2 separate regions of the Homo sapiens genome follow, and region 1 is linked to region 2. Evidence: chromatin loops called from intact Hi-C (ENCODE). Cell type or tissue: adrenal gland. All regions are shown on one strand. Links, peaks and the distances in the headings refer to the core of each region. The heading gives the core; the rest is flanking DNA.

Evidence for each region. A loop is a pair of places that touch in the nucleus more often than their neighbours do. Peaks named below come from ENCODE experiments on the same cell type or tissue, not always from the same donor. Only the 100,000 strongest peaks of a DNase experiment are listed, where the experiment ranks them.
Region 1: it touches region 2 in a loop (2.4-fold over the local background); 78 of 110 quality-filtered maps call a loop at or near these places.

Annotation. Positions count from the first base shown.
Region 1 is chr6:53,041,597-53,058,429 of GRCh38, reverse strand. All of the region lies in intron 1 of CILK1 (ciliogenesis associated kinase 1), which reads left to right. Among named protein-coding and RNA genes, the nearest start is that of CILK1, 12 kb to the left of the region's middle. RefSeq lists an enhancer at 13,804-14,358. In adrenal gland, for the core only: no CTCF peak of the experiment used is centred there; no DNase peak of the experiment used is centred there; H3K27ac peaks cover 2,713 bases.
Region 2 is chr6:52,864,763-52,881,595 of GRCh38, reverse strand. It overlaps the pseudogene GSTA11P, a transcript of LOC105375091 not described here and the pseudogene GSTA10P. Among named protein-coding and RNA genes, the nearest start is that of GSTA5, 32 kb to the right of the region's middle. RefSeq lists enhancers at 9,217-9,386, 12,404-12,573 and a silencer at 11,642-11,852. In adrenal gland, for the core only: no CTCF peak of the experiment used is centred there; no DNase peak of the experiment used is centred there.

The DNA.
Region 1 (16,833 bases), core at 97-8,096, 180 kb before region 2:
ATTACCTAGTAAAAAGAATTTGGTGAAACAAATCATTTTCTGGGGCAAATTGCATTAAAATGCTAAGGAAATGTTGTGGCAGGAAGAAAATCAGAGATGCCTTTGATTGCAGCCAAAGAAGTAAAAGCAGCAGCTCAGGCCTACCTCAAGGTGGTAACCAAGGTTGATATGGGCATCTTCATTCAATCTGTCTGCTCCTAGTTAACTGCTGTCCAATATTAGGAAAAACTACTACTCAACAGGTTTTAGGGAAACACTCAACCCAAACAGAAGGCTTCTATTCCTGATTTTCTTCCAAGGAAACTGAACTATCTTTGCACATTAAGTACCTGACTCTCTGTGCTTTGAAAGTTGAAGTCTTCCTGGGTAGGAAGAGTGTCTTGTCGTGGGACTTACCTGAGCAGGCTGAAATCAAATCCAACATATGTTGACATGTGAAGTCATGTTTGAGTTTGAGGATAGCACATCTTCAAACATCTGCTCCCCCCTTTTTTTAAACTATATGGGCTCAGGATTAGCAAAATATTCATATGCTTTTTACCAAGGAGCACGTGGGGAACATTTGATACATCTTTAGTTGGCTATAAAACATGTATTATACTCACACATTTCAAAATATTCTACTCTGAAGATAGCAAGTATTCTGTTCTTCTTAGTTGGATCTCATCTGTAGAGTGAGAATGTCAAGTGATCATTAAGGTCCTTTACAGAAAAAAAAAATTCTTAACTCTATTGTCTGAAGTTTGTTCAACATTAGGCTTTGAACATAGTTCCTAATGAATTTAGCATTCAAATCTATGTTAATTAGCATTCAGTTATATTTTATCTTTAAATAAGCTCATCATGGCTGCTATAAAAGATAATGCCTCTGAACCAAAAGATAAAGTATTATAAGTGTGATGTCCAACTATATTTGACAATATCATGAAAGTAACTATCTGCGTGAACTTGTAGTTCCTAGCAGATGATTGTCATCCTAACTCACTTTTTTTGAAATGAAAGGGCCACAATAGTGCCTTGCTTTTCATTTGGTGCTTTTCCCACCATGTCAAGAACCCTTAGTAGCCACTTAATAAATGTATAACGATGGCCCAGAGCTTATGAGAACCACACGTTTTTTTAGGAGAGATCAGTGTGAGTTATTTTTTACCTTTCTATAGGTGAAGCATGACCTGTGATAAAGTATTGATAACATGTGACTGCTCTTTTGACTACCATAAAAGATAATGCCTGAGAACCGGAAAGGAAAGTACTATTGTATAATGCCCAAATACGTATTTGGCAATATCATGAAAGTTACTATCTGCATGAACTTGTGGTTCCCAAAAGATAGTTATTAATGGTTTTGCCCTCTTGGACATTGCCTTTGCTTTGAAAGAGAATTTACTAGAGAATGATTTAACTAAGACAAAGGGGAGTAAGAAAAATGTAAGATATACATGCCTTCATGTGATCTTAGCTGTTGAAAAGCAAGTTTTTTCCTAAATTAGTGTAAAAGTTTTTAGAAGGAGTCATAATTTTGGTACCCTAGTCCCAGTACAGTTGTCCAGTTTGCAAAGAAGTGGGGCGTGACGGGATGACAGTGAGGGTGGACGTGGTAGTATAGGAAAATCATCTATGGTCAGGATTGCCTTTTAAAGCTCCATAAGTTGTTCATTCATTAGTTAATTCATTGAACATGTCTTTATTGTGAGTCCGTACTTGTGCCAACTATGCCAGTTCTCTGGGAACTGAGTACTGGGAATACAGTTGTGAATATTGCAACGTTTCTGACCTCACAGAGCTTATATTCTAAGGTTAAACACAGCTTGTATGTAGCCCTGTAACCTAGGGGTAAGTGAGGGCTCTATGGAGAGTACTAAAGTGCTTCTGCTTATTTGGGGGATTTCCTCATCTTCAGGGCTTGACAAACTATGGCTTGTGTGCCAGTCCTTCCTGCTGCCTGTTTTTGTAAATAAATTTGTACTGGAACACAGCCATGCCCATGTATTTACATATTGTCTTTGACTGCTTTCATGCTACAATGGCAGAGTGGAGTTGTGACGGAGATGGAGAGCCTGCAAAGCCTATCCTGTTTACTGACCCTTCACAGAAAAAACGTGCTTATCCCTGCCCTATTTTATTTTTACATTAAGCCTTTACTTCCTTTAATTCATTTTGATTTTTTGTATACATGCTAGCAAAGCATCTTACACTGAGATCAGCTCCTTAGTCAAATGTGTTGTAATAGCATATAAATACTGATAACATGTGGCTGTCCTTGTAACTACCGTAAAAGATAATGCGTTAGAACCAGAAAGGTAAAGTATTATTGTGTAACGTCCAGCTACTTATTTGCCAGTATCATGAAAGTTACTATCTACATGAACTTGTGATATGCTCTTAGTCACTCCCCTATCTTCACTATCCCTTATCTTGCCCACCCCTGAAACACAGGCAAGCAGGACTATTGCCACCCTCGGCAGTTTTCATTAAGCTGGGGACTCTCGTTCTAGCTCATCTACAGTTTCACACATGGCAGGGTAAAGGTTTGTTTTTCTGGCTGTTTTTTTATTTTTTATTTTTTTTAACATTTCGCCTTTACTTCAGTTCTTTACAGTCCACCAAAGCCAACTATGTGTCCTAGTTTAAAAATCATCTGCAAGTGATTGAAGAACTTTTTTAAGGTTCAAGGCGTGAGCACCTTTTATATTGTAAGAGAAGCGACAGGGAGTTATGGAAGCTTCTCATGGGATTAAGGACCTAGTGCAGGACGAGTTCTTTTTTCAGAAGCTGGGATTGAAAGAGGAGAGGGATGGTAAAGGTATGAAGAAGTTTCTGGGGCACAGAAGAAGGCACATCATGTAACGGATTATCTTCTCTTGTTAACATCCAGTTGATGCAATAGCTGAATGCATCTTTAATTCACTCCTCTGTCAAGGTAAAGACAAAGCAAGATCCATGTAAAGAAGGTCCTTTTGGCTTTGTAACTGCTATTCCTTATGCAGAAAAAAAGCAGTAGTCCAAGAGGCAAAATGCTTAAAAGGTTTGCTTGCTAAAATGTACAGAGGCAGAAGAATTAGGTCCAGGAGAAAAACATAAACCCGGATATACTATTTCTAGTACCTTTTTAAAAGAAATTAACAGTATTCACTGACTTTTGTAAAGTTAGGACACATTCAAACCTAGAATACGAAGTCTAATTATAAACCTGTAAAGGTAAAATGGAACTCAGAATTACCATGAGAAGGGTCATCTAATGATTTTGCATATAATCCACTTTTCCTAGGAGGATAAATGAAAGTAACAGAATCTTTTCAATGTAAGATAATTAATGCAAAGGGAGACAAGCTCCTTCTAAGGAACTGAATGGTGTCAGTGGGCCTGGTAAACCACAACTCCCAGAGAACCCCAAGTTTGCTGTAACTTTTTGTCTCCTGTCTTAGAAAATGTGTAATGATGGCATTAATTCATTGATTAAGGTTTCAAAATAAAGAATGAACTACAATTTTCCCTGCCCCTCGCCTCCATTTTTTAGGCTGTGAATGAGCAAGGCACCTGATGTGAGCTGCTGGCCATGAGCAAATGTTCTTTGCCTCCACCGAGGATTGACGCTGAGGGGAGGGAATTGGGGCAAATCACAGGAAGCTTTTCCCCAATGTCACCTAGCCAGGAACATCATAACATTGACTTCAAAGGTTTGCTGGAACTCTTTGAAAGAGAGATAAAGCTGTCTTTCTTTGGTAGTTGAGTACAGCCTTACCCAAAGGCCAAAGGCCTGATCTGACCGCATGGAGGGGGACTTTCTGTGATCCTCTGAGACTCAGTCATCTTGGCATTGTTGTGGGAGGGCCCAGGCTGCCTGCCTGCCCCAGCTATTCTGTGGTATTCACTGTTCTTCCACTTCAGAACTTCAGAACTTTTAGTTGGGCCCAACAGTTTATCTTTGTTTTGTGTATGACAAAATAGAAGCACTGAGAATTTTGAGGTACTTAGCCAAGGTGGTACAGAAAATAATAGCAAAGACTAAAACTCACATTTGGGCCCTTCAAACAATCTTTGAGGACTTGCTACTGCAAGTGGAGTGAGAAGACAAAGATGAAGCAGTCTTGGAGAGTGTCGAGGCTGAAGCAGAGGGTACACCTGCAGGTCATTGCCACGGGGAAGGGGCTGGCAGTGAGGTGAGGACAAGGCACTATGGCATCAAGGGAGAGGACCATTCTCGGGTCTATATGTGTAGGTTGGGGCAGGAGGCTTGGAAGAGGTGACATGTGAGCTCGAAAGAGAAGGAATCGATGTTTAATGTTTACTGGGGCCTGGCTGAGGCACTGGGGCACTTGTGCATCTCTTGAAAGAAAGGTGTGTAGCATACAGGGTCCTTCGGTGGCACTGTCTTCTCCGCTAACCTTTGTTCATGTGATGCAAAAAGCAGAAACATTTATCCTTTTTTTTTTCTTAGACAAATGCTAGCTCAATTCCTGATACAGAGTCACAGAATCACACAGCTTTAGAGGAAGAAACCACCTTAGAGCAAGTCCCATGCCCTAATTCCACCAAAAGTAAACTCAAGGACCAAGAGATGCCCCGAGGCACAGCAGATCAGTGCTGAGTGGAAACTGGAACCAGTCCCTCACTTTGCCTCCACTGTGGGCATGTTGGTGCTGCCAATGGCTCCAGAGGATTCGCTGATATTTGATTGCAGAATGAAGACAATTAGAACATAGCCATATCATTCATTTTCATATTTGGGCTTTGAGATACAAAGTACTACTTCTGTTCCTGTCATTTTCAGATCCTCCAAAGATTTCATGATCTTTTGAAAGCTTTCCCTTAAGTTTGGTACAGTCAGCCTGGGTTCCTGTCTCATTTCTGCCACATTAGTCGTATAATCTAGACATGTAACTTGTGTCTCAGTTTCCTTCTCTGTAAAATAGGGATAATTGTAATAGTACCTGCCTGGTAGAATTATGAGGGTTAAATGTACTAATATATGCATAAGCACTTATAATAGTACTATGCACATACTAAGTACTAAAATTATCATGTTTTGGGCATATTTGATATATGAGGGTGCTAAGTGTAGATTCGTTGTAGTGAATGATTTATCCAAGTTAATTCTTGGAGTCAAAGCAGAATTTAGAAATACTGCGAGTTAGAAATACATGCTAATTCTCAAGGTAATGGACAGGCTGCTACATTCCATTCACTTCTCAAGCAGTGTTAACTATCTGTACCAGAAGCTGAATTTAAATGCTGTCAGGGCAGAGGAGGAAAATAAAAGACTCAAGGAAGCTGGGTGTGTGCTTGTCAAACAGTAAGAAATTGCTCTTCTCTTCTAAAAAAGAACAATTTTTCTTCTCTTCCAATTTTTCTTTAAGTATAAGGTTTTTTTTTTTTTCAGGCTTTTACTTTGTCACTTTTGTTATAGGCATAGGAACAGAGAAATATTTTTCATCCAGTAAAACAAGTGGCTATGAAGGCACACAAAAAAATGACAGCTAAAAAAAAAAAATGGCAAGTGGCAACAGGCAAAAAATGGGGACTGTGGTGAGCTGCAGAGCACACGCCCAGCCTGAAGAGGTACGGACATTTCTTCCACTTCTTATTACCGTGAAGGGCTAAGGACCCCAGGTGGTTAGACCTTCAGTGTTTCCAGAGAAGCTCCAAATAGGGATTTATATAGGAAATTCCCTATTTTTTATTTATTGATTTTTTTTTTTTTGAGACAGAATCTCACTCTGTCCCAGGGTGGAGTACAGTGGTGCGATCTCTGCTCACTGCAACCTCCGCCTCCTGGGTTCAAGCAATTCTCCTGCCTCAGCCTTCTGAGTAACTGGGATTACAGGCATACACCACCACGCCTGGTTAATTTTTGTATTTTTAGTAGAGACAGGGTTTCACCATGTTGGCCAGGCTGATCTCGAACTCCTGACCTTGTGATCTGCTGCCCTTGGCCTCCCAAAGTGTTGGGATTACAGGTGTGAGCCACTGTGCCCTGCCGAAATTCCCTATTTTTAAATCTGGGATTCAGCCCCCAGAGTGCCAGTGTGCCATCTCTGGTCTACACAGCATGGAATCTCCATATGCTAATGTCATATACTCAGAGATTTCAGGCTAGAATTGTCAAGTCTTGTTCACTATGCAAAGTTAGAAGTATGCTTGGATAAAGAAAATGTACATATACACCATGGAATACTTTGCCGCTATAAAATGGTATGAGATCATGTCCTTTGCAGGGACATGGATGAAGCTGGAAGCCATCATCCTCAGCAAACTAACACAGGAACAGAAAACCAAACACTGCATGTTCTCACTCATAAGCAGGAGTTGAACAATGAGAATACATGGACACAGGGAGGGGAACAACACACACCAGGGCCTGTTGTGGGGTAGGTGGGACGAGGGGAGGGAACTTACAGGACGGGTCAATAGGTGCAGCAAACCTCCATGGCATACGTATACCTATGTAACAAACCTGCACATTCTGCACATGAATTCCGGAACTTAAAGTAAAATAAAAGAGATAAGTACATTCTATATTTTAAAACAGAATGTCCTTGTTCGCTGGGTAAGTAAGCACAGATTTCTGATTTCATTTCTAAAACACCCAACTTTGAATGAATAACACTGCTGCTGTGTAATTTAGATGATTGTATAAGTCTTTGGGATGTTTTGCTAGGGAGTGATAGGCTAAATAATAGCCTGCAAAGATACCAGGTTCTAATCCTTGGAACCTGTGAGTGTTACTTTATATGACACAATGGACCTTGCAGATGTGATTGAATCAAAAAATCGGAAATGGAGAGATTATCCTGCAGTATCTTGGTAGGCCTTAAATGAAAACACAAGTCCTTATAAGCTAGAGACAGAGGAAGATTTAAAAACAGAAGACAAGAAAATGTGATCATAGAGGCAGAGACTGGGGTGATGTGGTCACAAGCCAAGGAGTGCTTGCAACCACCAGAAGCTGGAAGAGACAAAGAATGGATTCCCTCTAGAGCCTCTGGAGGAAGTGCCAGCACCTTTGCTTCAACTCAGGAATACTGGTTTCAGACTTCTGACCTCCAGAAACCTGAGAGAATAAATTTCTGCTATTTTCAGCCACCAACTTTGTGAAAATTTTTGGAGCAGCTGTGGGAAATTAATATAACTGACAAGGAAAACTTTGTATAGTTTAAAAAATTTTTTTTGTTATTTATACCTGGATTAAAATATGGATAAGTGACATGTCCTTAACAAGAAAAATTAGCTGTAGTTTAGAAATTGGTGGCCCAGAGCCTTCCTTGAGATTCCTAGCCAGTGATCCACAAAGTGACTCCTTCCTTGTGCACTGGTAGCACTCTCATCTCCACTCCATGTAGGAACTTAATCCAGTGTCCATGTCTTCTGGTCATTTGTGTATTTCCCACCTCTCCAACTGCGTGAGAAGTCCCCAGAGGCCAGATCTGCCACCCACAGCTCTGTGGATCTTATATCTCAGTACTGAACGTAGGGCCTTATAGTTAATTTTTCACTTGAGTGATGCTTTGTTGACACTTAAGTGTCTTAAGCGTATTTCAGATATTGCTGTATATCAAAAATGCATATTTATATGCTTTTTTAAATTAAAAAAAATTTTTTTTTGAGACAGGGTCTCGCTCTGTTGCCCAGGCTGGAGTGCAGTGGTGTGACCTAGGCTCACTGCAACCTCCGCCTCCCAGACTCCAGCAATCCTCCCACCTCAGCCCCATAAGTAGCTAGGACTAACTACAGGAATGCACCACCAAGCCCAGCTAATTTTTGTATTTTGTAGAGATGGGGTTTTGCCCTGTTGCCCAGGCTGGTCTTGAACTCCTGGACTTAAGCAACATGCTCACCTGGGCCTCCCAAAGTGCTAGGATTACAGGTGTGAGCGACCACGCCCAGCCTATATAATTTTATAAAATAAATATGTCACATATTTACATATATACTTATATATAATGTATTTATAATATATGAATATTATATGTATGTGAAATGTGTATATATATATACACACACACACACAAATGCAAGTAAACCTCACAACCATAGAAAAGATAATAGTTGGCTTCTTTTTTTTAACAAATTGTAAAGAACCCAGCAGTAGAAACGGTCTTCTACTTGTGGAGTGAGGTCTCAATGGAGTGACTTACGGGTGAAATATTATGCTGCCAGTATGTGGTCTCTGGTCTACACAGTGTGAAATCTTTGTATGCTAATGTCATATACTCAGAGATTTCAGGCTGGAATTGTGATGTCTTGTCAAGTATCAAATTTTTGATATTTGCCTGCTTCTTTCTTTGAAGCACTGACTCTGTAGATGTAGATGTCTCCCATTAAGTATCAAAGAAGGATGTATTAACATTAATACACTAAAAATAGTCATTAGAGTGCTGAAACCTTTTTTCCTGTTAGAACTCCAATTGAGGCTGGGCACAGGGGCTCCCACCTGTAACCCCAACACTTTGGGAGGCTGAGGTGGGCAGAGTGCTTGAACTCAGGAGTTCAAGACCAACCTGGGCAACATAGCAAGACCCCGTCTCTACGAAAAATACAAAAATTAACCAGGCCTGGTGGTGCATGCCTATAGTCCCAGCCAATCAGGAGGCTGAGGTGGGAGGATTGTCTGAGCCCATGAGGCTGCAGTGAGCCATGATCACACAGCTGCACTCCAGCTGGGAGACAGAGCAAGACCCTGTCTCACAAAAAGAAAAAAGAACTCAGCTTGAGAGTTCTGTGTTTGCCTTGGTTGCCTTTGACTGAAGCTCTGTGGTTATCTGTAGTAAATGTCACTATGGATGGCATGCAGAGTGGTCCCCATGTTGGGCCCCACTTGTCATGCAAAGTGGAATCCTTTCATGTTTCCCACCTGCCATGTTACAGGCACATGACTGGATTGCACAAGGTCACAAAGCTTCAGCTAGCTAGTTGTCCAAGCAACCTGGAGTGATACTGAGGGCCGTTTTTGGACATTCTTTTACCACAATAGGTTTGTATCTTACTTGCATCTTATTTTCTTTCAAAATGGAAGCAGATAATGGAAAGCAAATGAACATTAGGCTAATAGTTACTTCTAATTTGTCTCCAGCTGTACACCTCTTTCAGTCTTCAAAACTATGCTAACCATAAAGGTCTATCTGTCACCTCCTGTAGAGAATTTTGTATTTTGTCACCTAAAATACAAAAGTTAGTATAGCCCACTGTAAGTGGGTGTAGCCCATAGTATCAGGAATGCTTTCAGCTGTAGTGGATAGATTAACAGTGACTTCTTCAACAGAGACCTTCAATTAGGTTGTAGAACAATAAGCCCAAAGGCATATATTTTCAGGGTTCAAGCAGCAGCTCACTGATGTCATCAAGGACTCAACCTCTTTCTATGAATACACCCTCTGCAGCTGGGATTCTCATCTTTAGAGCTGATGTCTCATAGCCGTCTCTGCCTCAGCCCTAAATATCACACTTTACACAGCCATGTTCAATGCCGCTTCTTTGTCAACTGTCTTTATTAGGGAGTAGATTCCTTCTCAGAAGCTCTTCTTCCTCACCAGCTCACTTCCCTTTCATTCTCGTAAGTCCGAGCCATGGCACCACTCCTAAACAGATTTTAGTAAGGAAGTAGAATTCCTTTGCTTGGCTTAGATCTATCATAGTTCATGCCCTGGGGTGGCTGCTGTGCCTGAGTATGTCGAATCCTGAGTAAAATCAGGTTCTGTAAACTAAGCAAGAAGAGAAGCATTGCTATGGAGTAGAGCAGCGAAGGCGCCTACCATGGTCCCTTCTTTTTTCTAGTGCATTGTCCATCGCCCTATTTTCCCAGCGCAACAGTAAGTTTTTGTTCTTTACTTTCAGATTATGAGGTGACTCATCATATTTGGGCCACCACAAAAAGGATGAATAGCTGAACAATACCATTCTCAAATGTATTTAACCACATCCTGCTAGGATATGCTCAGATTGGACTGTGAGCTGACTGGTGCTTCTTGTCTAATGCTATTTTGGCTAATACCATTCACTTTTTTTCAGTATGGGAAATAATTCACTAATGTGAATAATAGAAAGCTCAAAGAGTGGTCATGGTTCTTGTTCTCTGGAACCATACCTAGTGTAACTAACCCTTCTCTCTGATATCCTTTGTACACTTGGAACAATTATCATGGCTTTCCAAGTCTCCTTTGCTTCCAGCATCCGGTGTTTCTTCATCTACCCTTCTTGTACTTTCATTTAGATGCCTCACTATGTTCTTTAATATTTCTCTTGAAGTTTGGCCTCTGGAGCAGTAAACCAAGGATGTGATGGGACTATTGCATTCCTTATTCTGAACACAGGCTGCCTTATTTAACAACTCCAGTGGGCACCTTTCACGTTGTGTTCTATGTGAATGGAGTACCCTGGAGTTACACAGTGTATCAGCCTTGTCTGAATGCTGTGTTCCCAATAAGAACTCCAATAATACTCTATCTTTGGGGAAAAATAAAACAACCTTAGAGCTATTTGCTTATTGAGCATCTCCAGTGAGAGGTTTTGTACATACCTCAAATTCAGCCCCCGAGAAAACAGAACCCACATCTCTGTACATTGTCCAAATAACACAAAAACACACATTCCCTATCTCAAACCCATAGTCTCCTGTTGTATCTAAGACTCACCCAGTCCAGTGCCTTTGTTTGGGCTTTCATCATATTTCACCTGGGCTATTGGAGTAACCTCCTAATTAGTCTCTGCCTCTGATCTCTATTCTAACATCTATGTAGTCTCCAGAGGGATTTTATTCATGCTGTTTCTCTGCTTTAAAAACTCTGAGGAACTCCCTTCTGTAGGATAAAAATCAAACTCCTGCGTGAGGCCAGGTGTACTCACGCCTGTAATCCTAGCACTTTGGGAAGCCAAAGTGGGAGAATTGCTTGAGCCCAAAAGTTCAAGACCAACCTGGGAAAAAAAAAAAAAAAAGAGACCTCATCTCTTAAAAAAAAAAAAAAAAAAAAAGCCTGGTAGTGTACACCAAGTACTCCCAGCTACTTGGGAGGCTGAGGTGGGAGGATTACTTGGGCCTAGGAGGTTGAGGCCACAGTGAGCTGTGATTTTCACCACTGTACTCCAGCCTGGGTGACAGAGTGAGACCCTGTCTCAAAAAAATAACAAAAGCAAAAACAAAAAACTCCTGCATGACACACATACTCGTTCATAATTGGGCCCACCCTAACTTTCTAGCTATTTCCTGCAATTTGCCCCATCGCCCTCCATTGAATTGGTTTTACGCTCTAGCCTCGTACCCAGCCCTGGTTGCACATTAGACCTGGAAAACTTTCAGAACTCTCAAAGCTCAGCCCCCATCCTGACCTGCTTCTTGGGGCTGGGGCTAGGCATGAGTAAATGTTAAAGGTTCTCTAGGTGATTCTGTATTCAACCAGGGTGAGAAACATTAGGCTGTGCCTGCCCTCTTGTGAACACACCAAGCTCTTGTATTCGCCAACATTTTTACAGTTTCCTCCACTTATAATTTCTTTCTCTCCTTTTCTGTGTAAGAAAACCTTTTTCATTTTTTAATATCTCAATACTACCTCTTCTCTGAAGGATTGTCAGATCTCTCTCCTCCTCCCAAGAGTTGGTTGCTGTCTACTGCATTCTCATAGCAGTTTCTACATTTTTTGTGTATCTGTCAGTTGTGAGTGATTTAAAGGAGAGACCCTAGCCTTATCCATAATGTGCCCAAGAGCCTTGCATAATGCTTAGCATCTTATTAAAGTTTAATTAAAATTATACCATGTGCCATCAATGCTTGAAGAGACACTAGTCTGATCCATTGTATAGTTGTTAGGTAATTACCTGAAGTAGCATTAGAAATTAGAAAGTAACTGCCATGGTATGGTGAGAGTCATATCTTGCCACAGTAATTAGATTTTGTTCCTTGATAATATGACAGACTATAACAAGGAGGAATTGTTGGGGTGACTGTGCATTGAATGAATGACCCACTCTATCTGGATTTCAATGAAGCTCTTAATTCTTTCACAGATAGCTTTCCCAGTGATAATCTAGGAACCATTGTTCCAATTGTACAATTTAAGTGGATGAGGAAGGGACATTAATTATCCAAAAAAGGCTTTATTATTAATAACTGATATAAATCAGTAGTATAATGCCATTGCAAAAAGCATGAGGGAAGCCCACATGCTACTGTAATATAGGTTACTATTAAGTTTTGGTCACCATAGTTCATCAAGGAGATGGAGAAATGTGTGAGGATTCAGAGATGAATGCCAAAGGTAATTAAAGGAGTGGAAAATGCTTCCTCTGAGAAAAGGTCATGTAATTAAGGCAGGAGAAGGCTGAGAGACACATGCTTGATTACTCATTTCATGTGCATAGACATTTTTATGACATAGCTTCGTTATATCCACAGAAAACTAGGCAGAAGAAATTTGCTTAAGTTAGAATATGCAAGTTTTGGTTGGACATGAAGAAAAATATTCTAACTGGATTACAAAATGCAGATCTGATCATGTTAGTCCCTAGTTACAAAACTTTAATTGACTTCCCATTGTCTATAGGGCAAAGCCTTCTTTAAAAAATAAAAATAAAGACATTGTTTATTAGTTGGCTGATTTTTTTTTTTTTTTGACAAATCAAGCTTCCAGGAATTTTTTTTTTTTTTTTTTAGGAAGATGACATACAACGATGGTTTGGGAGTCTTAATTTGTTGGAAAGTGAAATAATGAATGATGGAGGATTCATACACAGATGTGTCTCAACTTAGAGTGGGGTTACATCCCTATAAACCCATTGTAAGTTAAAAAATCATTGTCAAAAATACATTTAATACACCTAACCTACTGAGCATCATTGTAAGCCTAGCCTATCTTAAACATGTTCAGAACACTTACATTGGCCTATAGTTGGGCAAATTATCTAACACAAAGCCCATTTTATAATAAAGTGTTGAATATCTCATGTATATAATGAATACTGCACTGAAAGTGAAAAACAGAATAGTATGGGTGCTCGAAATACGATTTCTACTAAATGCATGTAGCTTTGGCGCCATTGTACAAAGTCAAAATATCGTAAGTCAAACCATCAAAAGTTGAGGACTGTGTGTATGCTATAGGAAAAAAATAGTTGAAGATAAAGAAGAAAAAGGGGAAAACAAATGCAGAGCCAAAATTGCTTGTGCTGTGGTCCAAATATACTTTTTGGGTTAAGGCACAGCCTGAATCCAATCTATTCCATAATACAGTAATCATGAAGTGGAGGAACCATGGTATATGATAGTGTTCTGTCTTCTCAACAAGTTGTATTAAATAAGTCTGCATTTGTATGTTTTGATCTAAGATAAAACATTTAAGATGCCTGTATCTTTAAAAAATTTCCCTTCTTCTACCATTTTAGGGATAATTGAAATTTTTAATCTATAATAATTTTAAATTTACATAAATTGCAAGAATACCAAAAGAATACCCATAGATCCTATCTTAGTCTGCCTGGGCTACCATACATAACATAGTAACATAGACTGGGTGTCTTAACAGAAATTTATTTTTTTCACAGTTCTGGAGGCTGGAGAGTCCAAGATCAAATGGTTTGGTTTCTGGTGAGGGCTGTCTTCCTGGCTTTTAGATGGCTGCGTTTTTCCTGTGTCGTCATTTGCTAGGGTGTGTGGGGGAGAGGTAAAAGACACTAGCCCTATTGTATCAGACCCCTACCCTTACGACCTCTGTAGCCTAATTACCTTTCCATAGGTCTGTCTCCAGATACAATCTCATTGGAGGTTAGGGCTTTAACATGTGAATTTGGAGGAGGGATATCATTCAGTCCATAGCATACTCTTTACCCAGATTTACCTGTTGTTAACATTTTACCCCATTTGTTTTCCTCGCAATGCACACAAAATTTTTGTTCTACCCACTTGAGAATAAATTGCATACATCATGGCCCTTTACCTGTAAACCCTTCAGAGTATATTTCCCAAGAATGAAACTATATTCTTACTGAATCACAGGACAGTAACTACAACTACAATAACTTTAACACAGATAAATATTTTTATCTAATCTACTGTCCATGGTTTCAGGATGAAACTGCTCCACCTCAGATCATCAGGCATTAGTCTCCTAAGGAGCACGCAACCTAGATCCCTCCCATGGGCAGTTCACAGTAGGGTTCGTGCTTCTGTGAGAATCTAATGCCGCCGCTGCTGATCTGACAGGAGGTGGAGCTCAGGCAGTAATGCTCACTCACCCACTGCTCTCCTCCTGCTGTGTGGCCCAGCTCCTAACAGGCCACAGACTGGTTTACAGCCCTGGGTTTGGGGACCCCTGCTTTATTGCATTTTCTTCTCCAGTACAGAATCCAGTCAAAACCTGTATTTTAAAAAATGGCATCTGGGTTCCTCCATAAACAAAACTCTGCCAACTCTTTCCACAAGTTCCCCCTTTCCCACCCCCTAATTTCAAGCCCTGCCTCTTAGTTTCTGCTTCTTGGAGTGCTAGAACCCCATTTGCCCTACAAAACACCTACTTTTCTCTTTTTTAAGACAATCTTTTATGAAGATTTTTCCTGCCCTCCCTAAGCCCAGATGGAATTAACCCAGCTGGAAACCAAGAGGGCTTTCTCCTTAATTCCCCTCCACATACTTGAAATATCTTAGTTTGTATTCATGAGTGGTACATATCTGCTTCCCCCCTCCCATCCACACCCCCATCCCCTGCCAGGAGACTCTAAGCTCTTTAAAAGAAGGGACCATATTTTATTGGTCTCTATATCCTCAGAGCTTAAAGATAGGATCTGTCACACAGAAGGTGCTTTATAAATATTTATTAGTCATCAATGGAATACATCACCCTAAAGAGCTACTGAAGGAGGTTGTAGGGAGTCTGATCCTGAAGAGTTTCAAGAAGGAAAATGCCCCTCCAACCAGAGGCCTTACAGTGGTTCTAGGGGAAAGGGAATGAGCTGAGGGTGGGTAGAGTGGGGCTTGATCTCTAAAAGCTTGTTTGATTCTGTGATAAAGCATGGTAAAATCAGGCAGGAGTTTTATATGTCTTAAGATTTTTCAAGCTCACACACGGCTTTCAGGAGAACACAGTCTGGATTTATTTATTTATTTTATTTTTTAATATATATATATATATTTTTGAGACCAAGTCTCACTCTGTTACCCAGGCTGGCGTGCAGTGGCGTGATCTCGGCTCACTGCAGCCTGTGCCTCCCGGGTTCAAGCGATTCTCCTGCCCCAGCCTCCCGAGTAGTTGGGACTACAGGCACATGCCACCACACCCAGCTAATTTTTGTGTTTTTAGTAGAGACGGGGTTTCACCATGTTGGCCAGGCTGGTCTCAAATTCCTGACCTTAGGTGATCCACTTGCCTCAGCCTCCCAGAGTGCTGGGATTACAGTCATGAGCCACTGCGCCTGGCCTATTTTTAAATTTTTAATCTTGAACTAATTTTAGACTTACAGAAAACTTGCAAAAATAGTACAGAGTTCCTAGAAACCCTTCACCCCACTTTCCCTAATATTAATATCTTACATAACCATAGAACAATGATCAAAACCAGGAAATTAGCATTGGCACAATACTACTAACAACAGATCTTACTTAGATTTTACCAACTTTTTCACTAGTGTCCTTTTCTATTCCAGGGTCCTGTGAAGGATCCCACATTGCATTTATTTGGCATGTCTGCTTAATTGCCTCCAATCTGTGACAGTTCCTTAGTCTGTCCTTGTCTTTTGTGATCTGGACACTTTGTAGGAATACTAGTCACTTTACATTATTACTACAGTTTCTTTATTATAGGCAGACTGAATTATATAAATGAAAAATCAATGACATTATTTTTAAGACACAAACTGAATGACTTTAAAAGGAGCATACCCTGCACATAGGCCTTGAATTCCTAGTTCTTTGTTTAGCTTCTGAATGTCTAGTAGTGATAATAATACCATTGATGCTTAGCCACACGTAGTTCATGGAGCACACTTAAGTTCTGCATCAGGAGAACTTTAGCATTTCTTAGCTTTTGTATGTTTACATTGTTAATTGTAGCTCAAGTGTATAGAACACAGTATATTTAGCGAAATTTTCATAGCTTGGCAATTTTCATCGACCACAGTTATCTCTCAGTGTTTGCCCAGAATGGTTAGTCAGCAGAAAAGCATTGAATTGGAGCTGATTCATTTCTGAGTCAGTGACAAATTTACTTTCCAAGCATAATATCTCTAGTTGTATAAGAAATTAGAAAAGAGCATTATTTAGACCAAGGGTTAGTGAACGGTGTAAAGGGCAACATAGTCAATACACTAAGTCCTCATTTAACTTATCAATAGGTTCTTTGGAAACTGTGACTTTATGCCAAACAACATATAACAAAACCAATTTTGCCATAGGCTAATTGATATAAACAAGAGTTAAGTTCCTACAGCATATTTCTGGTCATAAAAACATCACCAAACTTCCAAATAAAGACTAAAACACTTTGAATATTAAACATTGGAATGGATGTGAGCTATAAATACATTTAAGAAAGATTAAAAAAAAAAGGTAAGGTAATTATTTACCTACTTAATCCAGTTTACGATCGTGGGTGGTCAGAGCCTATCCCAGCAGCTTAGGGCCCAGAGTGGGAACCAACCCTAGACAGGCACCAATTGCAGGGCACATTCACACACCCACCCTACACTCACTCAAGCCTGAGACAGTGTAGACATGCCAGTTCACCTAGTGTGCACCTGGAGAAAACCCACACAGACACAGGGAGAATGTGCAAACTCCACATGGACAGCAGCCCCAGCCGGGAATCAAGTTTTTGTCCCTCATCAACATTATAATGAAACAACATTATTCCAAAACCT
Region 2 (16,833 bases), core at 2,850-10,849:
TGAAAACATTAAAACATTCTGTTAAGAAAATGTTCTATGCCCATTTTGCAGATGAGGGAACTAATGCTTAAAGACGTTAAGTGATGATTCCCAGATCACACAGCTATTATGAGGCAGAGCCAAGATTGGAACCAGATCATATTAACAGTGAAATCCTGAAAATCTTTGTAAGAGTCTGCTTTAACTTTTATTTTTATAGATTCTGCCTATTAAGTCAACTGCATCATTATGTAATAACTGATTTTCATATTTATATTAAATACCTGCATCTACTCAGAGTTTCTGATCAGATTTAGACAACCTTGCTGGCTGCCATTCCAACTACTCTCAGGACAAGGTGTAATTTATTTCAAAGTTTAAATTACTGGATATAGGTCAACAAGAGACTATACATTCAGTGATTTTAGATTGATTTAAATTTTTTGAAAAGGATGCTATGAAATAGCAGCCATCTCTCAGAGTCCCAAAACATATATTTAACGAGCATTTATTATATACCTGCTACTTTTCCAAGTGCTTTGCATGACTTTGAAATTTAATTTTCATACCAATCTTTTTTTTTTTTTTTTTTTTTTTTTTTTTTTGTTGAGGCAGAGTCTCACCCTGTCTCCCAGGCTGGAGTGTAGTGGTGCAATCTTGGCTCACCGCAACCTCCACCTCCCAGGTTCAAGCCATTCTCCTGTCTCAGCTTCCTGAGTAGCTGGGATTACAGGCATGCGCCACCACACCTGGCTAATTTTTGTATTTTTAGTAGAGATGGGGTTTCTCCATGTTGGACAGGCTGGTCTTGAACTCCCGACCTTAGAGGATCCGCCTGCCTCGGCCTACCAAAGTGCTGGGATTACAGGCGTGAGCCACTGCGCCCGGCCTTTCATACCAATCTTTAAAAAAAGCTTCATAAGTATATCCATTTCACAGGTTAGGATACTGAGACACAGAGAGATTCAACAATGTGTCCAAAATCAAGAAGCCAGGACTTGAAAATAGTGATATTAAACCCACACAGCCATATCATAAACCACAGATTTTTATTAAAAATAACATTAGTCTGGGGACCCTAATTCCTTCCTCAAATTGAGAATTCTACTCTGTCATGTTCCATTTACTCCAGGAGGGGAAATTATCGTTGCAAGAGTTAAAGCTGTGCAATAGCAGGACCTATCTCATGCACAGTAGGGCTCCTAACAAGTGGGGTGATATAAATTACAGCAGAGGTTCCTCGGTGGAAGAATCTTTTTTGGTCATTAGCCCATTGCATACCCCACACTAGGGACACAAAGCCTGCGGTCTGATCTCACCTGGAGACACATGCTTTCCTATGATACGACAACAACATAACTAGAAGAACTGCTTGATACCTTAACGCCAGTGACATCCCCTCCCAAATCATGACCTAATCATGGACATGGGAGAGATCAGGGTGTGGATGAAGTGAACTAAAAGATTGAGTGCTATGTGCTGTGATCCATGCTTTTCTCTTGATGAATCTAGTCTAAATTTCCAAGTGGCCATGACCAGACCCCTCTGTGTGCACTGCCAAACTCAGAAATCTTATATTCTCCAAATTATGTATCAGACAGTAGCCATTCAAGGTTAAAAGTCTATAATGCTATGGAATGACCTATCAGGAGCCCATTCACTGATTCTGCTTTCGGTTTGAAGAGAAATTTCTAGAATCTGCAGAAGATTTGGAAAAGTTAAGAAATGGTAAGATCGAGTCTCTACGTGTCTCTGAGGAAGGTATCTAGTAGAAGGTACACTTGCAGGTTTTAATACCAGGCCGTGTCTATGTGTGCGAAGGGTGGTAGTTGGGGTGGTGGAGAGGGAAAAAAGTGGTTAAAGTAGAAAGGGTGGGGCTCCTTGAGCAGTTCTGTCAACTCTCTCCAGGCTAAAAGGGCCAGACCTCTTAGAGTATTTGCTAGAGGAGCCATCCCCAGCACCCTGAGAATGGCCTTTCCTTGCTTTCATTCTTTCAACACTGTGAATAAGCTGTGGTTGGTTCGGGATCCCATACAGCCCTCCCCATCCAAGGACACGCGCGGACATTCATCAGAGGGAAGGAGTTGAAATAGGTCCATCTTGAATTCATTTCTCTTATGAATTTGACAAGGTGATATTCTTGCAACTGTAGGCTTAGATAATGAGATAGTGTTGAATTGGTTGGAAGTCCAGGTCAGAGGGTGAGGAGGGACATGAGCCAGGGTAGCAGCAGTAGAGTGAGGAACACAGCACCCACCCTGCACACACTGTCCAGTGGGGGTATTGAAGACTATACAAAGGACCTACATAGAAACTTTTCTCAGAACTGTCTTTAATGTCTTCACACCATGAGATTTACTTTGAGATATTCCCATGTTAATTGGCATGTGGCTAGTGGGCCTGCAGCAGCCTCTCCCAACTTCTTCCTAAAATATCCATGAAGATATATCAACACAAAAAATACAAGGGACCTATTATGTATCTGGATGAGGAACAAAAACATAAATGAAATAAGAGGCTACAAGGTAAGAGGAAGCTTGATAGGAAAAAGAAGGACTAAGGAAGCTAAAAACAAATTTCTATTTCCTTTGAGAGGTTATACCAGGCAATAATTTCTTTTCTATTTTATAAATTTAGTCATTTCAGCAAACATTTTTTCATGCTGAAAGACTGGGATTCATAGACATCTGACTCTCCTTTTTTTCCTTCTTTCTAAAGATGGGAGTTTGATGTTCCAGCAAGTGCCAATAGTTGAGATTGATGGGATGAAGCTGGTGCAGACCAGAGCCGTTCTCAACTACATTGCCAGCAAATACAGTCTCTATGAGAAAGACATAAAGGAGAGAGTCCTGTATGGTATATTTTCTGTTCTTCCATTAACAGAGAATACAGAGTGATTTAGGTCCTTCCTTGAGTGGGCGGGACCGTGGCAGGGGCATTATCGTCAGCATCAGGCTGGACCTTGGGTGTGTATGCTGAGTTGCAGTATTGCAGAGTCCCATGGAGATGAGGAAACAGTGAACATGGGGTGGGTTCAGGTGAGGGTGATTCTAGAAAAGGATGCAGTCCATGGATCGAGCACCCTGACAGAGGTTTCCAAACACTGATGAACCATGAACTCAGGAGGATGGCAAATCATGATTCCAGGTGCTCAGGCCTTCAGAGACTGGGCGCCAACAACAGCTTAGGACAAGTCATAGAATGTTTGAGAGTCGGTAGATGAAGGCCTGGGGAGAGAAGGCTCTAAAGAAGCTGAATCTCAGGTTCCAATAACTCCAAGAATGATGACCAGGAACCTACGTTAGCAACTAATTATATGAACTGGTCAACTTGACTCAGGTTAGCAGAGGCTGGTGCCCAAGATACCAGGATTACCTAAAGTGAAGCATTTGATACAGACCTAAGCAGCCACACTGATTTTGCACCAGCAAAGCTGGGAGGAGGGGTCTCCTCCCCTGTTGGCAGTTCCTTGAAAAGTCCAATATAGAGTTACCAATGACCTAACAATTCCACTACCAGGTCTACAACCAGGATAAAGGAAAACACAGCCTCACTAATCCATGCACAGAAATGTTCATAGGAGAACTATTCATGATATGCAAAAGGTGGAAACTACCCAAATGTCCACCCATGGATGAATGGAGGAACAAGACGTGCTGTGGCAGACAATGGAATATTCTTGGACTATGAAAAGGGTCAAAGTACTGATGCATGCTACAACATGGGTGAACCTTGAAAACATGTTCCATAAAAGAAACCAGACACCAAAGGCCACATGTTACATGATTTCTTTTGTATGAACTATCCAGACCATTCGAATCTAGAAAGTAAATCAGTTGTTGCAAGGGGCTGGATGGAGGGGGCTAAGGGGAGTGGCTGCCAAAGTGCTACTGCTTTCCCAGGTGATTAGAAAATAATTGGGAGATCTTCTTTTTTTGTTGTTGTTGAAAATTACTAGCTTGCTTGAAAGTATATATCTTTAGAGATAGCTTTTAGAGATATGCTTTATTTCCTATTTATTTATTGTTATTTTTAATTTTTTTAGAACTTCGAACATTGAGCATAAAAATGAGCCTGAGATATGTAGTATGGTGAGAAAAGGAGACAGAAATGTTCGAGATGGCTGTTCCAGGGACTCTGCCTTGGGATTACTTAAATGGTAGGTCTTTGGCTATATGAATCATGCTAAGCTCATCCACAAAGCAAACCACAGCTGAGATAGCAAACCCTATTTTTAGCATCAGTGGTTACTTGCAGTGATTCCACTAATTCCTCTCATGACTGTGACTCTAGACAGGTCACAGATGTTGATATTCTCTGTACCTGTATTTGGTCACGTGTAGGACAAACATTTTGGACATATATCTACCCCTGTAGCATGTTCTGAGAAATAAATGTAATATGTATGTATAACTAAGAGCATGACTGGCATATAAAAGGCACCCACTGGAGCTGAATTACTTTGTCACCATCTGAGGCTCTACTGTCTCAGGTGTTTAAACCATAAAATCTAAGGCAGAAGGCATTTTGACAGTTTGGTTCTTTTTGTCTTTCAGGATGAATGTAGAAGGATATATGTAGAAGGTAGGAAATTTTGAGTGAAAAGATTCTTCATTATGCACTACCTCCACCTAAGGAAAAAGATGCAAAGCTTGCCCTGATCAAAGGGGGAACAAGAAGCCATTATTTTCCTGTCTTTGAAACTGTACCTGGGAGCTTCTGTATACCTGAACACATGCATGGAGCTTCTTGGAGGGTGGCACGTCCAGGGAAGGCATGGAAGCGCCATGCCCCTTCCCCATATCTTGCCCTAGGCATGTCTTTATCTTTTCAGTGGCTACATGATTTGAGCCTCCAAACTACGAAAGAGATTTTTTTCACCCAACTATATGGATTACCACCTAATGGGATAAAGAAAACCTAAAGTCACAGTCACTGCTGTGCCCCAGGTGGAAGCTGTAATCTGCCTGGATCACTGCCAAGTTTAAAGAACAACAAGAACAAAAACCAAGAGTGAAGGATTTCATTTAGTTTCAGGGATGACCCACAGCAAAGTTTGTAAACATGGACAGAGATCCCATGATAACCTCAAACTCAGTGTACTGTGAGGCTGTCTTGAAAAACAGGCTTTTGGGCCTATGCCTATATGCTGCCTCTTTTTTTTTTTTTTTTTTTTTAATGACAAACACTTCTCGATAGCATGGCACAAAGCAGTACCACAAAAGACTGAAAAGAAACAAACAGGCAAAAAAGGCCTGGTTCTATTAAGGATGCTAAGCAGATGGGAACCAATACAAAACCGAGGTCCAAACTGAGAATAAAAAGTGAAAGAGCTCAAAGCAAAGAGAAAAGAGTTCAGCCCAGGTGCGGACTTGCCACAAGGCACAAGGAACCTTTGTGGATACTGCACCTGGCTGACGGCTGGGGTCCACGGCAATGGGCAACATAGACCATGTCTTGTTGCAACCTCTGGAAAAACTGTGAAAGTGAATGAAGACAACCCAAATGAGAATAAGCAAAAGGTGTTTATTTCGAGCTTGCTATAGTAAGGAAGTCAGGCACCATCACTTGCGTTTGCCAGAGATTCAGAGGCAGGCGGGAAAGTCTGAGAGATTTATGGTGGAAAAAGTTATGCCCTGATTGCATGTTGTTGGCATGAAGATGCTGTAAGCTGGCTAGCTGGAAGTGTGAATTTCTATGTGATTGTTCAGAGATCAATATTTTACTTTCTGTGTTTGGTCATAAACTGAAAGTGGAGGCAAAAATTAGGAAAGCTGGCAGTTATTGACCAAATGCTGGCATATTTCACTGTTGTAAAGGTCATGATAGAAGCTGTTTAGTCTATAAGGACACTAAGAGTTTAGAGGGTTTCTTTGTAGTTTGGCTGCTATAACAAAAATACCATAGACTGGGTAGCTTAAAGAACAGATGTTTCTATCTCACAGCTCTGTAGGCTGGGAAGTACAAGATCAATGTGCCAGCAGATTTCATATCTGGGGAGCTCCTGTTCCTTGATTCATAGACAGCCAATCTCTGGCTGTGTCCTCACATGGCAAACATGCCAAGGGAGTTCTCTAAGGTTCCTTTTATAAGGGGACTAATGTCATTCATGAGATATCCACCCCCATGACTTGATCGTCTCCTGGAAGCCTCACCTACTAACAGCATCACATGGGGGTCAGGATCCCAACATATGAATTTTGGGGAAACTTAAACATTCAATCCATAACATAAGGCAACAGAAAAATAGTGCCTGTGCATTTTTGGGGCATTGACCTTCAGGTCCAAAAAGGCTTCCTTGATGTTAATTGAGCTCTTGACTCTCAAGGCATGGTATAAAAATAGACTGTGAGGAAGAATTTCACCAGTTCTACCAAAGAGTCCCATGATACATGAATTTGAACTATGTATGCTACAATATAGCATTCAATGTTGCATTTTCTTTATGTACCAAGTAATTATTTACACTTACATATGTATACACAGTCTGAAAGGGTATTTGCCAAAATATTACCTTAAATCAGTGATGCTGTGTGTTTTCTCATTTTATTATTTATGGTGTGAATGTGCTATAATATTTTAATAAATACCACATATCACTAAAAATTTTGTTATGAAACATTTTATACATTCACAATAGTTGAAAGAAATATTTTATGAACATATATACACCAACCACCTAGACAGCAAAATTAACATCTCCTCATCTGGGCTTTACCACACGTGTCAGTCACTCCACTCCTGTCTCCCTCAGTCAAACACATTTTTTTTTTTTTTTTTTTTTTTTGCATTTCAAAGTAAATTGCAGACATCAGTGCAGCTCACCCTGGATACTGTGGCATGCAGATTATAACACAGTGAAATCAGTAAGCGCCAACGTTGCAAGAAAGGGGATGAATTCAAGTTCACCCAGGTTTACTTCAGATCCTAGAGCAGGAAATAAGGAGTGCATACAAGGAGAAATGAGGACTCTGATATAGTCTCCTCCTGGGAGAAGAGTGCTGTCATGAAGGTGGAGTCACTTCCCAAGAGAGATTGGAGAGAGATAGCAGAGTGTAGAATCATGCCCTGAACATCAGGGCTGCACGCTGTAGGGTCTGGGGAAGACAGAACATGTTGTAGCAGGTGCTAAGCCCCTGGCCCATGTGGAAGATGCAAGCCGAGTGGGTGGTGTGGACACCGCAGTGAGGTGGAATGAGAAGAGAAAATGAGAGCCTGGGCTCCAACCAAGGAATTAGAAGAGCCACACTTCTTACTCTCTCAATGAGTCAGGGAACATGGAGAAAGATCCGGGTCTCTGCACCCATGCAGTGAGGCAGCAGAGGTGGGAATGTCAGGCTGGAGAAACTCAGGAAGAAGCAGGGGCCCCAGCCTGATTGCACATGTGTTCCTGGTCCGATTCCCCCAATTATCCAGGTGTGAAAGAGCCGCGGACAAGATTACCTTGTTGGCAACAAGCTGAGCCGGGCTGACATTCACCTGGTGGAAATTCTCTACTATGTGGAAGAGCTTGACTCCAGCCTTATCTCCAGCTTCCCTCTGCTGAAGGTGACCCATTTCGTAGCCCGGAGAGGCAGCCCCACATCTCCCATCTTGGGATCTCGGATCTGGGTCCTGGGACTAGCCATGTTCTGACACCAGCCTTCTCCAGGCCTTCAGTGCCCTCAGGTCTCCAAAGTGAGCTTCCAGGCCCTGATTCCTCACAATCAGGGAAAGATTCTTGTTATGTCAGTGAAATGTGTGGCTACCTCATGAAGAGCATTTGCCTTTTATCATGGAAAGGATCCAGGGCCCAGCATCTCTCCCCATCCTTCTATTTCAACGTGGTTTCTGTTCCTGAATTCTCTGTGATGTCCTTTATCCCATATGTGCCCTTGTCTTCCCACACCAAGTCTGTCTGAGCAGGGCCCTTTCTGTCTGGTTTCCTTCCCTGGGCTCTGGCTCCTGCTGTCAGACATTGATTGCGTTTCTCTCTGCACAGCTCTCCGAGTACACTGCCCCCAGCCCTGTATACCTCAGTGGGAGTGGCCCCATGGTTTGTCTTTAACATTTTCTATTTTCATTTCTAACTCAATTTTCCCATATTTTCATTTCTGCCTAGAGGCTGATCTGTGTTGATATCTCACAGGCACATTATTTTTTCTTGACTTACACAAAAGCCACGAATCCTCAGGATTGATGTATAAAGAAGAGAGTAGGGAGACTGAACTAAATAAAATCTAAAATACATCTTTGGGAGAATGCTAGTGAGCTTCTTGTTCTCCCTCTTATATTCTTTCTCTTATCTTTTTTCTCTTCTTTCTCTCATATTCCTCTTATCTCTTATTTCTCGCTCAGAGTCTGTTTCCCAGCCTTCATACTGGTGCTGATGGAGGGGCCTCATTTGGTCTTTGTGTAGGAGAGGCTCAGATTCCCTGGGTGGTATTAATGGTGGTGTCAGTCCTTGGCTTCACTCTGAGGCTGTGCTTTGTGCATTGCAGGTCCTGAAAACCAGAATCAGCAAACTGCCCACGGTGAAGAAGTTTCTGCAGCCTGGCAGCCAGAGGAAGCCTCCCAAAAAGGCAAAACTTTTAGAAGAAGCAAGAGAGATTTTGAAGATTTGATAAAGCAGCCATGGAGGCCAAGAACTTGCAAGACCAATATTCTAACGTTTTACACAATGAAGTGCTTTACCTAAATGTTAATTGTGGCTTTTGTGATGTTAAACCCATTTTTTTAATTGATATAAATACAGTTATACTAGTCCTCAACTCACTCTGGTTTTTAGTTTGTCAAAGTAGAGAAAGGCAGACTTTCTGAAAGTCCCCTGAAAAGTTGCTAACAGAAAGAACTCAAGGATTAGATGTTCCCCTCTTGCCCTTGCCTTCCACCATTTAGTTGGCTAATGGACTCTGAATAGGAAAATATAAAACAACTTCTCAGACAGGAGCTGAGAGCCAGGTTACAGGGTGGAGGGGAAAAGCTCTGGACAGCTCTGGACCTGCAATCAGAAGGAGTTCAGGCTGACCCAACACTCACCAAGTGTGCAGCGTGGGCCAGTCACTTTAGCTCTCTGAACCTCAGTGTGCCCATCTATAATTAGGATATTAGAAGCCATTTCCCACGGTTGTTGCAGAAGGTAGACACACTCCCTAGATATTGATCATGAATGAGGAGCATATATGTGCGACCCATGGCAAATCCTTGAGCTCTCTGGTTCTCATTTTCTGTTGACCCAATAAAGCTCAACGGTAACCTTCGTCCCAGTCTTAGCTGGACCTTAGGAAACCTCATATTGAGAAGCTGACATGTTAGTTACCAGCAGTAGTGTTGTGATAAAACGTTATGTAAGATAAACATTTCTTTCCTGTTGAAACATGATCCTCAATCAATGGCTAAGGGAGCTTAGTGTGGGGATTAGAATTATGACACTGTGAACTCTAATCCATAGCAATTAAACAACCACACCCCACACTTTCGTGTGAACTTCACTCTCCCTTTCTTTCTGCTGAATAATGCTATTTCCATTTCCCAAGACAGAAAAGTGCAGTGTCAAAATTTCTAATTACAAAACAGGTGAGTTGATTCAGTATGGTTTCTAAAAATTCTTTACTTTCCAAAGGTTAAACTCTTGACTCCCACATTTTAAAACGTAGACATTTAAAAGATTTTGACGTCTAAATTCAAGCATACAAACTTTTTAAGAAATACATTAGTTGGCAAAGACAAGTACATTTTTGTTCCAAACTCAACAACCACAAAACTTTCCAAGAAGAATCTTAATGTTTAATGACAGAGCTGAGTGTTTGGAGAGAAAATGCAACTGTCCCTAAATCCTGGCACTGGAACTCCTGCTTTCAATGAGTCCTGTGTCCTTCCATTCACATTCATGATACGATTAGTTGCATCTGTCCCTGCAGCCATTGGTTTTCATTCTCTGATACTCTGCTATGTTCCATCTCCCAAACAGCCTGGGATAGAGCAAGGGCTATCAAACTTCACTGATGAGCCCAGTCAATTTATCTCTAACCATTTACAATGAGCAAGTGCGCGTGCACACATGCAAACATCCATACACACAATATACAAATAACTGAAACTAACAACTCATGAAACATTACTTACCCTTCAACATGTCATGCTTGCTGATATTTTCTCTTCTTTTCTATTTTATTTTAAAAAGTAGTGAGGTTTCACAATCTGCTGAACTCTTACCATGCATATTTGAGAAACACTAACATAGAAAATAAGACTCAGTCTTTAGTTTTTAATAGCAGTGAGTCTGAATCCCAGATCCACCACTTAATCTGGGCAAGTTACTTTAAAAAACCTCGTATCCCCAACTGTAAAAAATAAGAATAACAACCTCATTCACCTTAGGTGATTTTTGTAGGATAAAATGAGGAGAAGTTTAGAAAAATAACCAGTTGTGTAACTGACGTTGAACAAATGCTAGCTCCTTCCATATCTTGCAAAGTTAATGCAACAACATCTTTTTTTCCAGGTTATGAAATAAAATGCACCCCATAGAGTTAGAATATAGAATGCCGAAAGAAGCAAGGGATTAGCATTCTCTGTCTTTGAAAGAATTTGGTCTTCTAACTACAGTTATACAACTCTGAGGCCTGATTTTTGCTTTTTGTTTTGAAGAGTGACTTAGCTCCCTGCCGGTCCTCCCTGTCAGTGACATCCTCTGGTTTCATGGCCAGTTCATGGGTTCCCAGGGCCTTCACTGGGTGGCTTCCAGGCATGACTTCATTTTAGTCCTTGGTGTAGATATTCATGTCTGTCACCAGCCAGGGTGTGACTGTGAACCCTGCATTTTTCTGATGTTCCATTTCATTAACTAAAAAATGGAGGAAAAAACCATTTCATGGGACTATAAGGAGGGTTAAAGATATAAAATATTGAAAGGGACTAGACTGAAGAAGGATCATTAGGAAGTTTTCAATAAATATTAGTTCTTGAATTCTTCCTCTTCCCATTAACTCCTATACATGTATTATTACCACATACTCTCACTTCTTAGGCTGCCAAGAAAAGTCACAGTTAGCCAATGAAGACTTGAGACTGGTTTGCTGGAATCTGAGGGTGCCCACTGATGGGTAACAATTTGGGCCAAGAAAACATTCTGGGAACTCCTCCAACACCGTCATGAAGAATGCAGGTTCTTCTTCAGCATTGTTTGTGGTTTTCAACCATACATCCTAAAGTACATTTTTGATTCTATGGCTTAAATTATTCATTCATTCATTCATTCTTTCATTCATTCATTCAGGCTTAGAGAAACCTCCAGGAGACTGCTACCATGGCAGAGAAGCCCAAGCTCCACTACTCCAATGCACAGGGCAGAATGGAGTCCACCTGGTGGCTCCTGGCTGCAGCCGGAGTAGAGGTAGGTTCTGAGTTAGGTCATCTTAAGTTGGATTTAAAATTGTGTTATCACATACTTTTCCCACAGAAACTATGAGATGATTACTAACTGAAGCATTGTGCCTTAAATAAAAATGGACTATAATTAAGAAAAAGATGAACAGATTTGACCTAATAATTGTTAAAATTTCTTATCATCTAAGAGCCTCAATATTAAAATATATTTAAAAAACTAATCACAAAGTGTAGAACTTAAGTGGATTAGAATTTAAACAAACTGTAAACAATAATTATGGCATTGACCAGGTGTAGTGGCTCACGCCTGTAATCCCAGCACTTTGGGGGGTCGAGGCGGGCGGATCACCTGAGATCAGGAGTTCGACACCAGCCTAACCAACATGGGGAAAAGCCGTCTCTATTAGAAATACAAAATTAGCCAGGTGTGGTGGTGCATGCCTGTGATCCCAGCTACTCAGGAGGCCGAGGCAGGAGAATCACTCAAACCTGGGAGGCGGAGGTTGCAGTGAGCTGAGATCATGCCATTGCACTCCAGCCTGGGCAACAAGAGTGAAACTCTGTCTCAAAAAATAAAAATAAAATGATAATAATAATTATTTTGGTATTTATACAATTAGAAACATGAATATTGACTGAATATTTGATGACATGAAAGAATTATTGTTAATATTTCATGTGTGATAATGTACTAGTTCTATCTTTAGAATAGTATGTTTTAGGAAAACACATTGAAGTATTTAAGGATTAATCTTATGGATCTGGGATTTCCTTGGAATTATTACAAGTAGGTGGACATATCTTGTCCCTCGGGTGGCAGCAGAAAAGGAGGATTTCAGGTGAGGTGGCGTCCTGTGAAGGGAACTTCTAGCGCGCCCCTTCAGCCTCACAGCGCCGCGTGGACCTGAACCTCGGAACGGTACTTTGTGCATTGTTTCACGAGGGCTTGGGACCTTAGCCTCATCCTTTCTCAATCCTACGAGGAAACAAGCACATAAGAAATCCAAACACTGCCATTCCAGGTTGTTTTCTTTGTACAAATGAATACCCTGTCACCCAGACATCAGCTCTGCAGCTCAGGGATGTGTTCAGAGCCCGGGTAGGAAGAGTTCAGCAGGAGGGAGGGGAGGGGCAAGGCTGGGAGGAACACAGGCTCCCTGGTCTCCATCTAGCCTGACTGAAGGCGGGGGCAGGGCTGACTGCAGACCTTGCTCAGGCTTCTGGGGTCTCAGTGCCCTAAGGCTGATGATCACAACCCAGTCCTCAGCCTCACAAGCAACATCCCACTTGCCAATCCCACCCCATCTCGGTCACCCTCCTGCCAGGACCACACATCGTTCCTTAGGTTTGTCCTGAACTGGATGCTATATTAATTGCTGGCACACACCCCCCGTAACCTCTAGATCCTGGTCCTATGTGATCATAGATCCACAACAAACTCTGTTCCACGGAGCAAGCTAGAAATCCCTAAATTCCTGAATTTTCACCATAAAGAACTCCATTAAAGTGTAATTAGCCACTGGAAACACAACTACCATTTATTACTTGATGTATGTGGGTCAGGCCCTGTATCATGCATTTTGAAACATTACAAAATTCTGATTAAGGAAATATTCTTTCCCCATTTTGCAGATGAGGAAACTAAGGCTTGAAGATGTTAAGTGATGATTCCCAGATCACACAGCTATTATGAGGCAGAGTCAAGATTGGAACCAGATCATATCAACAGTGAAATCCAGAGAATCTTGATAACTTTTGCTTAGACTTTTGGTTTGACAGATTCTGCCTATGTAAGTCAACTTCATCATTACGTAATAACTGAATTTCATATCAGTATTAAATACCTGCAACCACTCATAGCTTCTGATCAGACTGAGACAGCTTTGTTGCTGGCTGCCATTTCCACCAAAGTGACTTGTCTCAGGACAAGGTGTAATTTACTCCAAGGTTTAAATTACTGGTTGTAGATCAAGATCAAAGTATATTTTCATCAATTTTAGATTGATTTAAATTTTTTAAAGGATGATATGATGAAATAGCCAGCTATATCTCAAAATTCTAAAGATAATTTATATTTATTTATTTATTTATTTATTTTGAGTTTTAATGCATATTTAATAAAAATCATTTGGTTGGATATCTTTTTTTTAAGGGAAACCAGAATGGTATTTATTATTTTACATTTGGTAGAGGAGATATCTTAAAGGGTCCAGAATACATAAGTCTCTTACGTATGATACTCCTTTTTTTGTTACTGAGGTATACTTATAAGCTTAGATAAGTAATCAGAAGGTTCGTTGGTAAGCACTGAATTAGAACAAAGGCAGTTAGGTAATTTGGAGTTTAATAGCCCAGGGTACCTGACAGAGATATGCTGGGGGCCACAACCCTGTATGTAATTTTAAAGTTTCTAAGTAGCCACATTTTAAAAAGTAAAAAGAAACAGATGAAATTAACTTTAATAATATATTTAACTCATTATATCTAAAATGTTATTTTACTATGTAGTCAATATATTAAAATTATTGTTTTTCATACTAAGTATTCAAAATCTGGTGTGTATTTTTTTCTATATATTTGATTTTTTAAAATTATACTTTAAGTTTTAGGGTACATGTGCACAACATGCAGGTTTGTCACATATGTATACATGTGCCATGTTGGTGTGCTGCACCCATTAACTCGTCATTTAGCATTGGGTATAACTCCTAATGCTATCCCTCCCCCTTACCCCCACCCCACAACAGTCCCCGGTGAGTGATGTTCTCCTTCCTGTGTCCATGTGTTCTCATTGTTCAGTTCCCACCTATGAGTGAGAACATGCGGTGTTTGGTTTTTTGTCCTTGTGATAGTTTGCTGAGAATGATGATTTCCAGCTTCATTCATGTCCCTACAAAGGACATGAACTCATCATTTTTTTATGGTGGCATAGCATTCCATGGTGTATATGTGCCACATTTTCTTTCTTTTTTCTTTTTTTTTTATTATTATTATACTTTAAGTTTTAGGGTACATGTGCACAATGTGCAGGTTAGTTACATATGTATACATGTGCCATGCTGGTGTGCTGCACCCATTAACTCATCATTTAGCATTAGGTATATCTCCTAATGCTATCCTTCCCGCCCTCCCCCCACCCCACAACAGTCCCCAGAGTGTGATGTTCCCCTTCCTGTGTCCATGTGTTCTCACTGTTCAATTCCCATCTATGAGTGAGAACATATGGTGTTTGGTTTTTTGTCCTTGCGATAGTTTACTGAGAATGATGATTTCCAATTTCACCCATGTCACTACAAAGGACATGAACTCGTCATTTTTTATGGCTGCATAGTATTCCATGGTGTATATGTGCCACATTTTCTTAATCCAGTCTATCACTGTTGGACATTTGGGTTGGTTCCAAGTCTTTGCTATTGTGAATAGTGCCACAATAAACATACGTGTGCATGTGTCTTTATAGCAGCATGATTTATAGTCCTTTGGGTATATACCCAGTAATAGGATGGCTGGGTCAAATGGTATTTCTAGTTCTAGATCCCTGAGGAATCACCACACTGACTTCCACAATGGATGAACTAGTTTACAGTCCCACCAACAGTGTAAAAGTCTTCCTATTTCTCCACATCCTCTCCAGCACCTGTTGTTTCCTGACTTTTTAATGATTGCCATTCTAACCAGTGTGAGATGGTATCTCATTGTGGTTTTGATTTGCATTTCTCTAATGGCCAGTGATGATGAACATTTTTTCATGTGTCTTTTGGCTGCATAAATGTCTTCTTTTGAGAAGTGTCTGTTCATATCCTTTGCCCACTTTTTGATGGGGTTGTTTGTTTTTTTCTTGTAAATTTGTTTGAGTTCATTGTAGATTCTGGATATTAGCCCTTTGTCAGATGAGTAGGTTGCGAAAATTTTCTCCCATTTTGTAGGTTGCCTGTTCACTCTGATGGTAGTTTCTTTTGCTGTGCAGAAGCTCTTTAGTTTAATTAGATCCCATTTGTCAATTTTGGCTTTTGTTGCCATTGCTTTTGGTGTTTTAAACATGAAGTCCTTGCCCATGCCTATGTCCTGAATGGTATTGCCTAGGTTTTCTTCTAGGGTTTTTATGGTTTTAGGTCTAACGTTTAAGTCTTTAATCCATCTTGAATTGATTTTTGTATAAGGTGTAAGGAAGGGATCCAGTTTCAGCTTTCTACATATGGCTAGCCAGTTTTCCCAGCACCATTTATTAAATAGGGAATCCTTTCCCCATTGCTTATTTTTTTCAGGTTTGTCAAAGATCAGATAATTGTAGATATGCGGCATTATTTCTGAGGGCTCTGTTCTGTTCCATTGGTCTATATCTCTGTTTTGGTACCAGTACCATACTATTTTGGTTACTGTAGCCTTGTAGTATAGTTTGAAGTCAGGTAGCGTGATGCCTCCAGCTTTGTTCTTTTGGCTTAGGATTGACTTGGCATTGTGGGCTCTTTTTTGCTTCCATATGAACTTTAAGGTAGTTTTTTCCCATTCTGTGAAGAAAGTCATTGGTAGCTTGATGGGGATGGCATTGAATCTATAAATTACCTTGGGCAGTATGGCCATTTTCACGATATTGATTCTTCCTAACCATGAGCATGGAATATTCTTCCATTTGTTTGTATCCTCTTTTATTTCATTGAGTAGCGATTTGTAGTTCTCCTTGAAGAGGTCCTTCATATCCCTTGTAAGTTGGATTCGTAGGTCTTTTATTCTCTTTGAAGCAATTGTGAATGGGAATTCACTCATGATTTGGCTCTCTGTTTGTCTGTTATTGGTGTATAAGAATGCTTGTGATTTTTGCACATTGATTTTGTATCCTGAGACTGCTGAAGTTCCTTATCAGCTTAAGGAGATTTTGGGCTGAGGCGACGGGGTTTTCTGGATATACAATCATGTCATCTGCAAACAGGGACAATTTGACTTCCTCTTTTCCTAATTGAATGCCCTTTATTTCCTTCTCCTGCTTGATTGTCCTGGCCAGAACTTCCAACACTATGTTGAATAGGAGTGGTGAGAGAGGGCATCCCTGTCTTGTGCAGGTTTTCAAAGGGAATGCTTCCAGTATTTGCCCATTCTGTATGATATTGGCTGTGGGTTTGTCATAGATAGCTCTTATTATTTTGAGATATGTCCCATCAATACCTAATTTACTGAGAGTTTTTAGCATGAAGTGTTGTTGAATTTTGTCAAAGGCCTTTTCTGCATCTATTGAGAAAATCATGTGGTTTTTGTCATTGGTTCTGTTTATATGCTGGATTACGTTTATTGATTTGCATATGTTGAACCAGCCTTGCATGGGATGAAGCCCACTTGATCATCGTGGATAAGTTTTTTGATGTGCTGTTGGATTTGGTTTGCCAGTATTTTATTGAGGATTTTTGCATTGATGTTCATCAAGGATATTGGTCTAAAATTCTCTTTTTTGGTTGTGTCTCTGCCAGGCTTTGGTATCAGGATGATGCTGGCCTC